Regions from separate parts of the Homo sapiens genome. Here all the other regions are linked to region 2. A link is a loop called in an ENCODE intact Hi-C map of the cell type or tissue named here. Cell type or tissue: PC-9. All regions are shown on one strand.

The links. Hi-C counts contacts between places; a loop is a spot of excess contacts. Peaks named below come from ENCODE experiments on the same cell type or tissue, not always from the same donor. Only the 100,000 strongest peaks of a DNase experiment are listed, where the experiment ranks them.
Region 1: a loop joins it to region 2, with 3 times the contacts of the local background. A loop is called at or near these places in 16 of 110 quality-filtered maps.
Region 3: it touches region 2 in a loop (3-fold over the local background); 29 of 110 quality-filtered maps call a loop at or near these places.

The regions. Positions count from the first base shown.
Region 1 is chr4:9,922,740-9,926,739 of GRCh38, forward strand. The region is part of intron 6 of SLC2A9 (solute carrier family 2 member 9); the gene reads right to left. Among named protein-coding and RNA genes, the nearest start is that of SLC2A9-AS1, 63 kb to the right of the region's middle. In PC-9, no CTCF peak of the experiment used is centred here; a DNase peak (open chromatin) is centred at 2,072.
Region 2 is chr4:10,005,655-10,009,654 of GRCh38, forward strand. The region is part of intron 2 of SLC2A9 (solute carrier family 2 member 9); the gene reads right to left. It overlaps LOC124900664 (a long non-coding RNA gene), which reads left to right and starts at 826. Exons shown (of 2, transcript XR_007058026.1): 1 at 826-1,038; 2 at 3,904-4,000. RefSeq lists enhancers at 281-1,480, 1,340-1,689, 1,970-2,019. In PC-9, no CTCF peak of the experiment used is centred here; DNase peaks (open chromatin) are centred at 757, 1,537 and 2,727; H3K4me3 peaks cover 1,993 bases; H3K27ac peaks cover 4,000 bases.
Region 3 is chr4:10,104,706-10,108,705 of GRCh38, forward strand. All of the region lies in intron 2 of WDR1 (WD repeat domain 1), which reads right to left. Among named protein-coding and RNA genes, the nearest start is that of WDR1, 10 kb to the right of the region's middle. RefSeq lists a silencer at 2,102-2,151 and an enhancer at 2,762-3,493. In PC-9, no CTCF peak of the experiment used is centred here; a DNase peak (open chromatin) is centred at 2,016; H3K4me3 peaks cover 357 bases; H3K27ac peaks cover 2,079 bases.

The sequences.
Region 1 (4,000 bases), 83 kb before region 2:
GTTCTTCTCCCATCCTTGTCACTTTCCATGTGTTATTCTCCATTGAAACTTCTGCTCTCCTAACTCGTTCTCAGACCTGCTTCCAGGAGAACCCAAACCTGCACCAAGGAGTTACCTGCCGGCGCCTCCCACACCCTTCAGCCCCTGCCTCTTCAGTGCCCTGCAGGACCCTGGCCCAAGCGCACCAGCCTTCTATTTCCCTAACTGCCAGGTAAGTCCGCCCCCCACCCCTCCATGACTCCCTCACTATTTTCAATCACTCCTAACAACGGCCTGTTGGGATTTGGGCTTGGAGTCCTCCCTATTCCACATGCACCCTTTCTGGCTGAGGGCTCACAGATATTCTTTTGAAAATAGCAAACATAGAAGACTGAGCTGGAGTCCTGAGGGGGCACCAAGGAGGGGGCATTTCAGGCTGCCAGAGAAGGCAGGGGCACTCTGGGCAGGAGGCAGAAGGATGGAAAGTTGTCTCCTATTCCTGGCACTAGGGAAAAGCAAGAGACATTCTGTAAGGTACATGGATGTGCTTTGGTCAAGGAATAGGCCGAGGCAAACATCCAGGCCAGAATGACTCAGTGAGTTTAGGTGCACAGGTGCATACTCCACTTGTTATATAACCTGTTTGTGTAAGTTCATACTTGGCTTGGAGCCACTATTGTTTGGGAAGGTATAACTGCCCTGCTGACACTGTACGGGGGCTCTTGGGCATGGCTCCACATGACTCTTGTGCAGCTGCTGGCACCCAGAGAAAGAGAGGAGAGGGATAACCAGAGCCGTCCATTTTGCAGATGGACAGAGGGGAGCCAGGGCAGGGTTCGGCACAGCACGGCATGGCACGGCTCACGCTTGTGCCCAGAGAGAGAAAGAGTTAAGCTGCTGACCCTGAAGGCAAGGGAGAGCTGGCCGTGCAGCTGAGCGTGGGAGCAGCTGGCTCAAGCAGCTGAGACAGAACGGACAGTGTATGAGAGCTGCTGATGAGAGAGCTGCTGAGTAAAACCATATTCACCTGCTTACGGCCCCCCGTCTGTTTTTTCAGCTACCTGTCCATCCATCCACCCTCCTTGGGCCTCAGTTGGGGCTGGAACCTGACACATTCATCTGCATATCTGGCTCTTTCCTCAATCTGGAATGTTCTTTTGACCTTTCTGCACCTGGCTACTTGCCTCGTTCTTTCAGCCTTATCTCAGACACCTCCAGGAAGCCTTCTCTGATGCTTTCCTGGCTGGACGACAAGGGAGGAGCAAGCCGAGGAGGGCCTTGAGTGTTTGCACGGAGATGAAGTTCCTGCCCACAGGTCACAGGGGGTGGCAAGACCTATAGTTCTGAGACCCCTGAAGGTGCCAGGCATGGGGCTTGGGAGCTGGGCATATGGTGATTAAAAAAAGAAAAACAACCCAGATTGTCCCATCCTCTGGTCCAGCCTCATTATCTTATGACCAACAAGGAACAAAGACAGAACCTGGTGCTTCAATTTGCTGACGTGTTCCTTGTGTCCCTGTAGCCGGCACTGCATGCCACCCATGTCTCTCCTGCACATGGACAGCTTCCTACACCCAGCACCCGTGCCTCTCCGCCTGCGGCTTTCCCTGGGCACAGGTGTGTGCTCAGCCCTCAGCAGTTAACACCCCCAGGAGCAGCCCTCGGTTAAGACAAAGCTGATGTTAACAGAGGTATACCTAGCTTCCTCACAGACACCTGAGTGAGTCCTACGCTGTCCCCCAGAGGTGACTGGGTGGGTGGGGTCCCAGTTGCCCACAGCTGACACCTGCTCATTATTGAACCTCAATGCCTCCTCCACTTCCCTGTGCCATTTCCCAGCTGGGGAAGTGATGCTTCCTCAATTGTACCCTCTCCTTCCCTGTCCCATTTCCCAGCTGGAGAAGTGGTGCTTCCTCAATTGCATCCTCCATTTCCCTGTCCCATTTCCCAGCTGGGCAAGTGGTGCTTCCTCGAGTCACCTCTCAAATAAACTTCCCATCTTCAAAACCTTGACTCAGGCTTTGGGGGCACCTGACAACAATCACAAAGTCACCTAAACTGGATGCCTGTGGTCACATAACCCAGACACTGCCTTCCGTGTCTGATTTGTCTGATCTAGTGACTAAGCCCCTTCAGCGTCTACAGTCCATGTGCTCCTCTCTGCCTGAGCCCAGGCCTGCCTTAGTTCAGGCCTCAGCCTCTCCCCACTGGGCTCATTATCCCCAGGCTAATCCCCAGGAAGATGATTGGGCCACTCTTCTGCACACAAATCTGTGCTGTCTTGCCCTTGCCAGCAGGATCCAGTCCAAATTCTCATCTGCCATGCAGAGCCTCCTCCCACGGTCCCTGTGGCATCTGGAGGCTCCCCCCATCTCTCTTGGCTGCTGCCCTGGAAAAGGCACTCGTCCTCCATTCCACATACCCCCATGGCCTTGCCTCTGTGCCCTGCTCGTGCTGTTCCTTGTGTCCAGAACACCCTGCCACTTTGTTGCCTGCCTAGGACATCCTTTTCCGAGGATCCCCTCAGCAGTTACATCTTTTGGAGACCTTCCCTGCCCCCATGATGGCTAATCACTGTTACCCTCTCATCCGGGTCGCTCTTGCACCTGTGTCTGTCTCTCTTGTGCACTTTCACTCTTGTCTGGGGCGTTCTGTCTGCACACCTGCTGTGCCCACCCCTGGGAGCGCCCCCTGACCAGGGGCCATTTAAGGGATGCTGTGTTACTGTGGAAAGGGGTGGGCCTTGGAGTCGGAGCAACCTGGGCTTCACACCCAGCCCTGTCTCTGCTAAAAGACCCCAGACTAGTTACCTATTCTGCCCGCCCCATGCTTGTTCTTCCATGAAACAGAAATAATAAAACCTACCTATGAGGTTGTTTTGGGGAATAAAATCAATGTGTGTTAAGTGTTGGCACATAATTTGTGTTCAATAAACAATTATTGTTATTTTATTTCCTCTCTGTTGAGCCTTGCATAGAATGTACATCCAACCCATGTGTTTTGAATGAAATAGTAAAAATCAAGACTCAGGTGACAGGGAAGGAGAAGGAGCATGTTATAAACACAGAAGCGGGGGAGGGCTGAGCAAACAGGAACAGAGGAAAATTATGCTAGATGTCAACCAAATTGCATCAGCAGGGGGGCCAGTATCTGTTCGGTGTTCTCCCTACTGTTCCGGGCATGGTGTGATTTTCCAATGGCAGGCTCCCCATGGTCCTCAGACACCTTCAGAGCACAGCAGAGTGACAGACACTGATGCATCTGGGGGTGGCCCACATACGACTGCAAGCAGATGAGATGGAGCCCGCCAGCCTCCCTTGGGGTCCTCAGAGAGCCACGCTGTTAGCACAGGTGCCATCCTGGCCTGGAGACCCCTCCAGGTGTCTGTACACCTGCTGAGCCCACACCTGGGAGTGCCCCCTGAGCAAGAGCCACTTAAGGGACGTTGTGGTACAGTGGGAGAGGGCAGGTCTTGGAGCTGGAGAAACCTGGGCTTCACATTGTCTCAGGGCCAATGGGTGCTCACTAATGCAAACACACATTGTCTCAGGACCAGTGGGTGTTCACCAATGCAAACACACATTGTCTTGGGCCAATTGGTGCTCACCAATGCAAACACACATTGTTTCGGGGCCAATGGGTGCTCACAAACAAATCCTGGCTGCACCATTTTCTATCTAGTATGATACCAGGTGAAGTATTTAATGTTTCCATGCCTGAGTTTCCTTGTCTGTAAAATAAACATAATAGCATTGGTGGTGTAACCAGTGTTCGATGTTGGCACACACAAAGTCCTCAGAACGGTATCTGGCTCTTGATGAGCAAGGAGCATTATGAATATACATGCTATCACTGTGGGGTACTTGCTACATTCTCCCTCTCCCTTTCATCTTTAGCCTGGCAGAGGGTACAAAATGCTATAACCTTCTGTTGTGGGTTGAATTGTGTCTTCATAAACATATGCTGAAGTCCTAACCCCTGGTAGCTGTGAATGTGAACTTACTTGGAAATAAGACCTTTG
Region 2 (4,000 bases):
CTAAACTGCAAACAACTGAATAAAAGGCTACATGGTTAAAGCAAAGGAAGCTTAAGAAAGAGCCAAGAGTTCTGGATTTAACACTTGCTTGCATCACTGAGTCTTTCTGTGGCCTTGGGTGATCTTAAGCAATCTGTGTGCCTCTCTGGAAGTGCTGTCAATGTTAAAGGTAGTTGGAATTGGCTTTTTTCCACTCTCAGCTCTGCCACTTCTTTGCTGGGTGACCTTGAGTAAGTTACTTAACCTCTCTGCGCCTCAGGTTCCTCATCTGTTAAATCATTGCCCTCCTTGAAGAGTTACTGTGAAGATTTAATGAGAGAATGAAGATACAGCACAGTGCTGGGTCGATATGAAGTACACAATAAAAACCGGAAATTGGGGTGGTTGGTGGTAGTGTTGTTGATATTTTTACTGCTATATTTGTAAAATAAGGGGCCTAGGCTCATTTATTTGTCAGATTCAAGAATCCATGAATCACTTACCATTATCTCCCAGGCCAGGAACCTGGGGACCAAGCCTCTGGACATAAAATTGAACTCTGCAATTCCCAGCCAAGACTGGCTTAGAGCATCTCCAAATAATAAAAGAAATTGCCAGACAATGGGAGGCAAATTACCTCGTAGCCCGTTTAACAATATTAATGTGCCTTACTGATTCACACAGAGCCTCCCGTGAACTCACTTGGAACGATTCTCAGGAGTCCTGTAAAAATACACGGAAGTAACACTTGGTAGCTGGGCCAGAGTACACACACCATTGCATAAGAGAGGAAGTCATGCCACAATGCCTTAGGGCTTTATAAAGACAGTCTGCACCACTGAACACACTGGCACAGGGAAGAACGCAGTCCAGAAGTCCTTAAAAAAGTACCCATTGTTGAACCAGGCCCTCTGAAGTTAGGGCCCCACAAGAACAAAATTCCACAATCCCAGCAGTGCTACCTAATGTCGCCTGGCTCCCCGAGGTAAGGCCTCCTGTGTAGAAAAGAGCTCTCACAGCACGCCTGAGACTTCTCTTCCTAGAAAAGCCTGCTGCAGGGTAAGTCCCGGGCTTGCATCTGGGAACTTGGATGTTGGAAGGGTTGCCACCGTTCCCAGATCTGGTAAGAGTGACTCAGTGTACCTAAACTGTGCAAACAGTGTGGTTTATGCTGTCTCAGTGTGGTTTATATCTGCTTTCTTTCTGGGAATCTGGAATTTTCTGCTTGCCAAGCAGAGAGTGCCTATGTGACCACCCCCCGAGAAAAACCCTGGACTCCAAGTCTCTAATGAGTTTCCTTGTTAGACAAATTTCACAAGAGTTGTCACAACTCGTTGCTGTGGGGATGAAGCGCGTCCCGTGAGGCTCTGCTAGAAGAGTTCTTTGGAGCTTGCCCCTGGTTTCCTCTGGACTTCACCCCTGCACCTTTTTCCTTTGCTGACTTAGCATTGTGTTCCACCACTGTGATCAGTCATAGCTGTGAGTACTACCGCATTCCTGTGCCAACGCCTGTGACTCATGCCAGTGAATTATCCTACCTGAAGGTGGTGTTGGGTGACCCCAGTACACCTCCCTTGTCCTAAGGAAAAAACTCAGCTCCCATTTTGGCTTGACTTGAGCATTAGGTTTGCAGGTTTGTGGTGTTTTTTCCTCCTCCCCAAGTGATTCTCCCAGAGGAGCCTGGCTGACTCACTGGGAAAGAGGCTCCTGTGCCTCCAGACACCTGAGACTATTTTGTTCCCACAGTTAGCTTTCAGAATGAAATGAAACATGATGAAAGAGGAAACATCAATTACAAGCAACAGCCAGGCAAGTAAGGCTTTCAGAGCCTCCTGGGTTTCCCCTCAGCCACCTTTGCAGTGAGGGGGCAGCCAAATGCTTGGGTTTAATTAGTTGAAACATAAAGAAGGTAAGTTTCATTGTCTATTTGGCCCCAGGCAGAAGCAGAGAAGTGAATGCACTCCCAATATTATTCTTATTCAATCACAGTCCTGAGCCTTCCTCCTGCTGGAACATTCTTTTGAGAGGTTGCATAGCTGTGTTTACAGGGAACAGTGCATTTTCGCAGACTTGAGATGATATTTTGCTCTCCTTTTTGCATATCCTCCGGTTGGCCGGAATGAAAAGGGCAAATTGTTTTCATTACCAGTCAATTCACTTCTGGATGCTTGAGGTAGCAGGGGCCCCGTCTGCAACATCAATTCTGGAATAACTCATTTATAGAATGGGAATAAGAACCCCTAGCTTGTAGATGAGGCCGCCAGAAGGATGAAATGAGGTGTGTGAAGTCCCGAGCATGATGTCAGCATACAGCAGGTGCTCAATAAATTTCAGGGTCTTCCCCTATGGGTCAGAAATAGGGTGCTTCTAGTTTCACTTGTCTGGTTTGTTCACACCAGCTGTGCAACTCCAACACAGCCCTCCAAGTTTCCCTACCTCCCATCTTGCTGGATCAGCTATCCCCAGCTCTCTGGCTGCAGCAACCACTGCCCCCACTGCACTAAGCTGAGCTTCCTGGAGATTTGATGGGACCGAGTTCCTTTCCCCATTTGGCTCAACAAAGGCATTTTTCTTGGAGAAACTTTATGAAATGAGAAAATTCTATATCAAAGAGGCAGGCTGTCCAGCTCTAATCGCTGGGACCTCCAGGGCATGGTGCGGGGGGAGTTGGCACTCACAGCCTGGGACACCTGGACACCAACGCCCCAGGCTGGAAAAGGTCCCTGGGCCCTCATCAGTCAGCAGCTGTGCTGGCTCTGATCAAATCAAACCAAACCAAACAATGACTCACAGATCCCAATTTAAACAATGCAGCAGCATCTCATATTAGAGAAAAATTGGAAACAACCTCAGAGGCCCACATTAGGAAGATAGGACATCACAGGAGGCAGCTCCACACTGCTGTTAAACATCCTGGTGATGCAGAACTTCCAATAGCATAGAAAGGTGCTTACAAATAAATAGTAAGCCAAAAAAGAGAGTATTAAACAGTATATATGATGATCTTCAGAAAAAAGAGTGGATTTAGATGACACATTAAAAGCGGCCTCTGGATGGAGTCTGGGTTTTGACTGTGTTCAGGCCCAAGTGTACCATCTATTAGCTAGGTAGCCTTAGGCCAGTCACTCAATCTCTCCCTTATTTGTAATACAGGGTTATCAGCATAAATCTGCCATGTGGGGCTGGTATACAAATGAGAGAGATCATCTCTCACTCACAGAAGAATGTTTGTATGTGTAGCTTCATTATCAAATTTCTGTGCGGTGGTTTTTTTTTTTTTTTTTCCTAATGGAAGTCTGTTGCTTTTATAGTTACTGAGATAAAGTGAGACAAAAGCAAGAGTAAAACTGAAAAGAGCGGGGGGTGAGGGGACAAAACTCTGGGATTCAGAGATACCCATTTCATAGACATAATTGCCCGTTGTTTCTGCAGTGACACAATGCACAGGGTCCTCCTGTAATCTCAGCCCTCTTCCACCAAAGTCTTGAGCCCTGCTATGCCTCCCCCTCACCCCAACCAGAACTTATGTCGTTTGACACAGTCTCTGCTCATCATTCCCTCCTGGTTTCCTTGAGAATGGGTCTCAGGCCACACCAGAGGCACCTGCCAGGCGACATGCTTCTTTCTCTAAGAGCGCCTGGGTTCCCAGAGCAGCCTGCTAAGATGGCATTATGGGGTGGGATTAACTGAAAGCACCAGAACTTGCTTTTGGGTTCTCTCTCTGTTGGTTCACTTGAATCTTGTTTGATCAGGTTCTAACATCTGTGGCTAACTGGGCAGCTCTACCCTTATAGAGGGAAATGTTGATTTTGCTTTTTATTATCATTTGTTTATCTGCCTTTAGGGAAGGAGCAGACAGGAGAAAATAATAGAATATACCATTTATGCTGGGAAATGCATTGAGTCAACTTAATTGCTCTACAGAAACCCTGGGCTTAAATACTAACACCATGAAGGACAAGAGTCTGTGTCTCCCCTCCCAAGAAGACAAAACATGGCTAACTCAAAAACCACTGGAAAA
Region 3 (4,000 bases), 99 kb after region 2:
ACACACACACACACTGGGCTGCTCTCAATCTGTCTCCACAGTGAAGCTTTCTTTCAGGAGGGAATAAAGACATGGCCATCTAATCTCTGCTACCTACTGTCAGCTTTTTACAAACCAAGTGCTCTTTGAAAGAGGCAGCTTCCCGCCAGCTTGAGGCTTAGGACACACCAGACTCCTGTGAGGGTGCCCGGGCACCCCTAGCATGACCCCACCTGCTGCCACCCCACCCCTCATCTCCCTTAGACCCCTCCTCAAGACCTGAGGGGCCCCCATCTCACGAGACTGAGACCACAGAAGTACAGACCCTGATTCCTGCCCACCTTCTGCCATCCTGTTTAAGCTCCACGTCTGTGTGTAGTCTGTGCCCTTGGCCAGCACCTCTCCCTGCCTACGGACACCCACTCACCCATCAGGCCTAACGGAAGCGTTCCCTCCTCCATGAAGCCTCCAAGTATGGCCCAAGCTATCCGTATCAACTCTTCTGTGCTTCCAGATCATTTAACATGTCCACCGGGATGGCACAACACACATCATAGTCCCTAGCATTCCTGTCCATCTCCTCCAACTCTGCTGTGCCCTGCTTAACATGACCTTTATCTCACTAGCCATCTCAATAAGTGGTTTGGGGGAGAAAAAAAGAAGTACACACAGACCTTCTCTTTCATCCCTAAGACTTAACACAGCATTATGTGATATAATAGACACCAGTCATAAATTAATCCATTTTGGGATAATCGTTCGCCAGTGAAATTAGAATGTATCAAGGTGTCTATCCAAAGAAGATACTACGAATGACAAGTAAGCACATGAAAAAGCGCTCAGTGTCATTAGTCTTGGGAAATGCAAGTCAAAACTACAACAGAATACCACTCCATACTCACTAGAATCAATAAAAAGAAAAGACTGACATCACCAAGTGCTGGCAAGGGTAGAGGGGTGGGGACACTGGAATGTTCACACTGCTGGTGGAAATGCAAAATGGTACAGTTGGAAAAGAGTTGGGCAGGTTATTTATAAACCTAAACAGACACTACTCACACCAAACACCAGCAACCCCACTCCTAGGTATCTGCCCTGGAGAAATGGAAGCATGTGTCCACCAAAAGACACAGGAGCAATGTTCACAGAAGCTTTCTTTGCAATGGCCAAAAACTGGAAATACCCAAATATCCATCAACAGGTGAACAGAGAAACAGGCAACACACCGCACTGCTTAGTGATAGAAAGGAACAAAGTGCAAATGCACTCAACACCAGCTATCAATCGCCAACATGTTATGCAAAGTGAAAAAGCCAGACAGAAAAGACTACACATTGCCTCTCACTTCATATGAAAGAAGATTTTAGAAAAGGCAACCCCAATGACAGAAAGCAGATAAGCAGCTGCTGGGGGTGAGGGTGGAAGGGGTGGCGGGGGCGGGGGGCACCCTCCGGAGTGACAGGAATGTTCTGTCATGACAGGGGTGGTGCTTATGGGACTATATAGGTCATCTGTCAAGATCCAAGCCACACACTGAATACAGACAAATTCTACTGTATCTAAAGTACACCTCAATAAAACTAAGATGCTGGCTATTTATTAAATGTCTGCCCAATCCAACCCTCTCCCACTCCAATTAGTCCTTCATATTCTGACACTGACACATCCCTACCCAAAGCACCTGGCAAGAAAATGATCCACTTAACAGGCAGCCCCTCCAAGACCCTGTTCGGTGTACACTCACAGCTGACTGGGGATGGGGGAGGTCTCACGCTCACATACAGGGGCACCTGCCCATCCCGCCAGACAGATGGCCTCGTGGGCTCTCCCAGCCTGGACGACCTCCTCCCCAGGCCGTGCTGCCGTAGAAAGGGTGGGGCTCCCATGGGCCTTCCGCTGGGGAGGGCATCCAGAGATGGAAGATGCCTGGGCAGGGGCATGAGAGGAAGTTCTGCCCCTAAAAATTCCTTCCCCTAAATGGTCAGGGCTGTGTGTAAAAACCCCAAAGGGCAACAGAATCCTGCCAGCTGATGAATCACTCACTCTCGTTTGTATTCTAAATACAACTGGGTCAGCGGTGGGGGCTGAGATACTCCAAACTGCAGATAATGACTTACATCTGAGTCAGAGCAGCCTCCTCCCCAGCTCCTCAGCTCGCAGAGGGAGGCTGCTTACTACACCCAGAAAGATACCTCACACCCCCACGTGTCACTCGGCCTGTGAGGCTCTGTCCCCATCAGCTGGGTCGAGATGGCACCTTGACACCCTCAGTGTGCCCCTCTCCCCCCAGCCTCCTCCCCCTCCTTCCATCTTGGGGAAGAAGAATGAGATTGGGGGTTGAGAAGCTTATTTGGGGAAAAACTCTGGAATGGGGAAAACGAGACAGGGAGGGCAGGAAGCCAATTCCAGGAGCCCCAGTGCTACTGTAGGCAAAAGTTCTGTCTCCCCATCTCCCTGGGGGCCTGGGGGAGACCACCATGAGCAGCCTTGGAGTTGCCCACTCAGGGACACCCCTCCTCCCAGGCTTTCTTCTCATGCTGCTGCAGGCTGGGCCAGCTCTGGCAGTGGGAGGCTGCCGTTCAGTCCTCACCACAGGCCTGCCCAGTTTTCCTTGCCAACTCCCAACCCATCTTCTCTTTTACCTCCACCATTTTCAATGCAGTCCTCCTGTTCTTCCTGGGAAGAGCGATAACTGCTTTGGAATGCATCTCCACCCTCCACCAAGCCGGTAGTCTTCAAATCCCGACCCTGATTACCTCACGGTCCGGCTTGCAACCCACCCTTCCTGAGCTCCCTCCAGGCTTCAGCCCACTCGTCGCTACCCTGCTGCCGCCCTGACGTTGCCAGCCACTCCTTGGGCTGACTACCCCAACCCATGGCCCCTCACCCCAACCCTTGAGGATAGAACAGGTGCAGCCCCTCTACCTTGCTGGCCCCAGACCCCTTCCCCAGTGGCCTCCACACCTGGGGGCTAGGGCCTGTGAGGGCCAGAGCTGGGGCTGGGATAAGACCTCGAGACAAGCCCCAGAATTCTGCCACCACCCCTGGAGGAGTCCGGGGGCCTCTGAGGACATGAAGGACACCAGCCAGCAATCAAGGAGTCACACACGCGAGCAGACCCAGGACCCACGGACTTCGGCAAGTGACAGCATGTAACAGCACCCAGCCCTGCCAACACAGGGCCTGGTTCAAGGCCCAGTGGTGCCCATTTGAAGCAGAAGCTTTGGACTTGACCCGGGAGGCCATTCTACTCTGTCACACTATGCTCAGGTCCCACCAGCCCCCACCTCCCACCTGTGCACTGAGGCATCCTGCCCAGGAATAGCTGGTCTTTTTCTGAGAATCCTGTTGAATGGCAAACCTAAACATACTCCCCCCCGGCACCTGTACAATGTCTGTGCCGCCTTTGAGACTCGCTATAATACACAGGTCATGCAAACAAGCACACAGAAGCGACATTTCCGTAACTCTGTTATGCCCCAGGCAGCAACATTTACAATTAGTGAGCCCTGAGCCCCTCAAAGCTCTCTTACTTTCCTATGTCCTCCCAGTCTCAGGTGGGTGACGGAGGGGCCAGAGGTCACTACTCCAATTTACAGGTAGGCTGTGATGACCCTGGGTCCTGGGGCTTGGGTCTCAAGGCTTGCCACTGGTATCTCAGCTCCTGGCCCACAGTGAACCTGATGGAACATGCTAGAAGGTTGGAGATACCTGCCCAAGCAAAAAACATTTCAGCAGATGACGACACAACACTGATGAAGGGGCCTGCTGTGCCCTCCTTTAGCTGCCAACTGTCCCCGGGAACCCCAGAGAAAGTCTCAGGCGTCCTCCATGGTCCACCCAGGCCAAGTGAGCGTGAGCTTCCAGTCAGGGCACTGGCTTTGTAAATACTCCAAGTTCCTGCAAGCAACAGAGGCTGAAAGCTGTTACTGCTGTAACTGACCTGTGCAAATATAACTGGCCAGGGCCCTTATGTTCACTGGTGACTACAACTAAGGCCAAGGCTGAATGACAGCAAAAA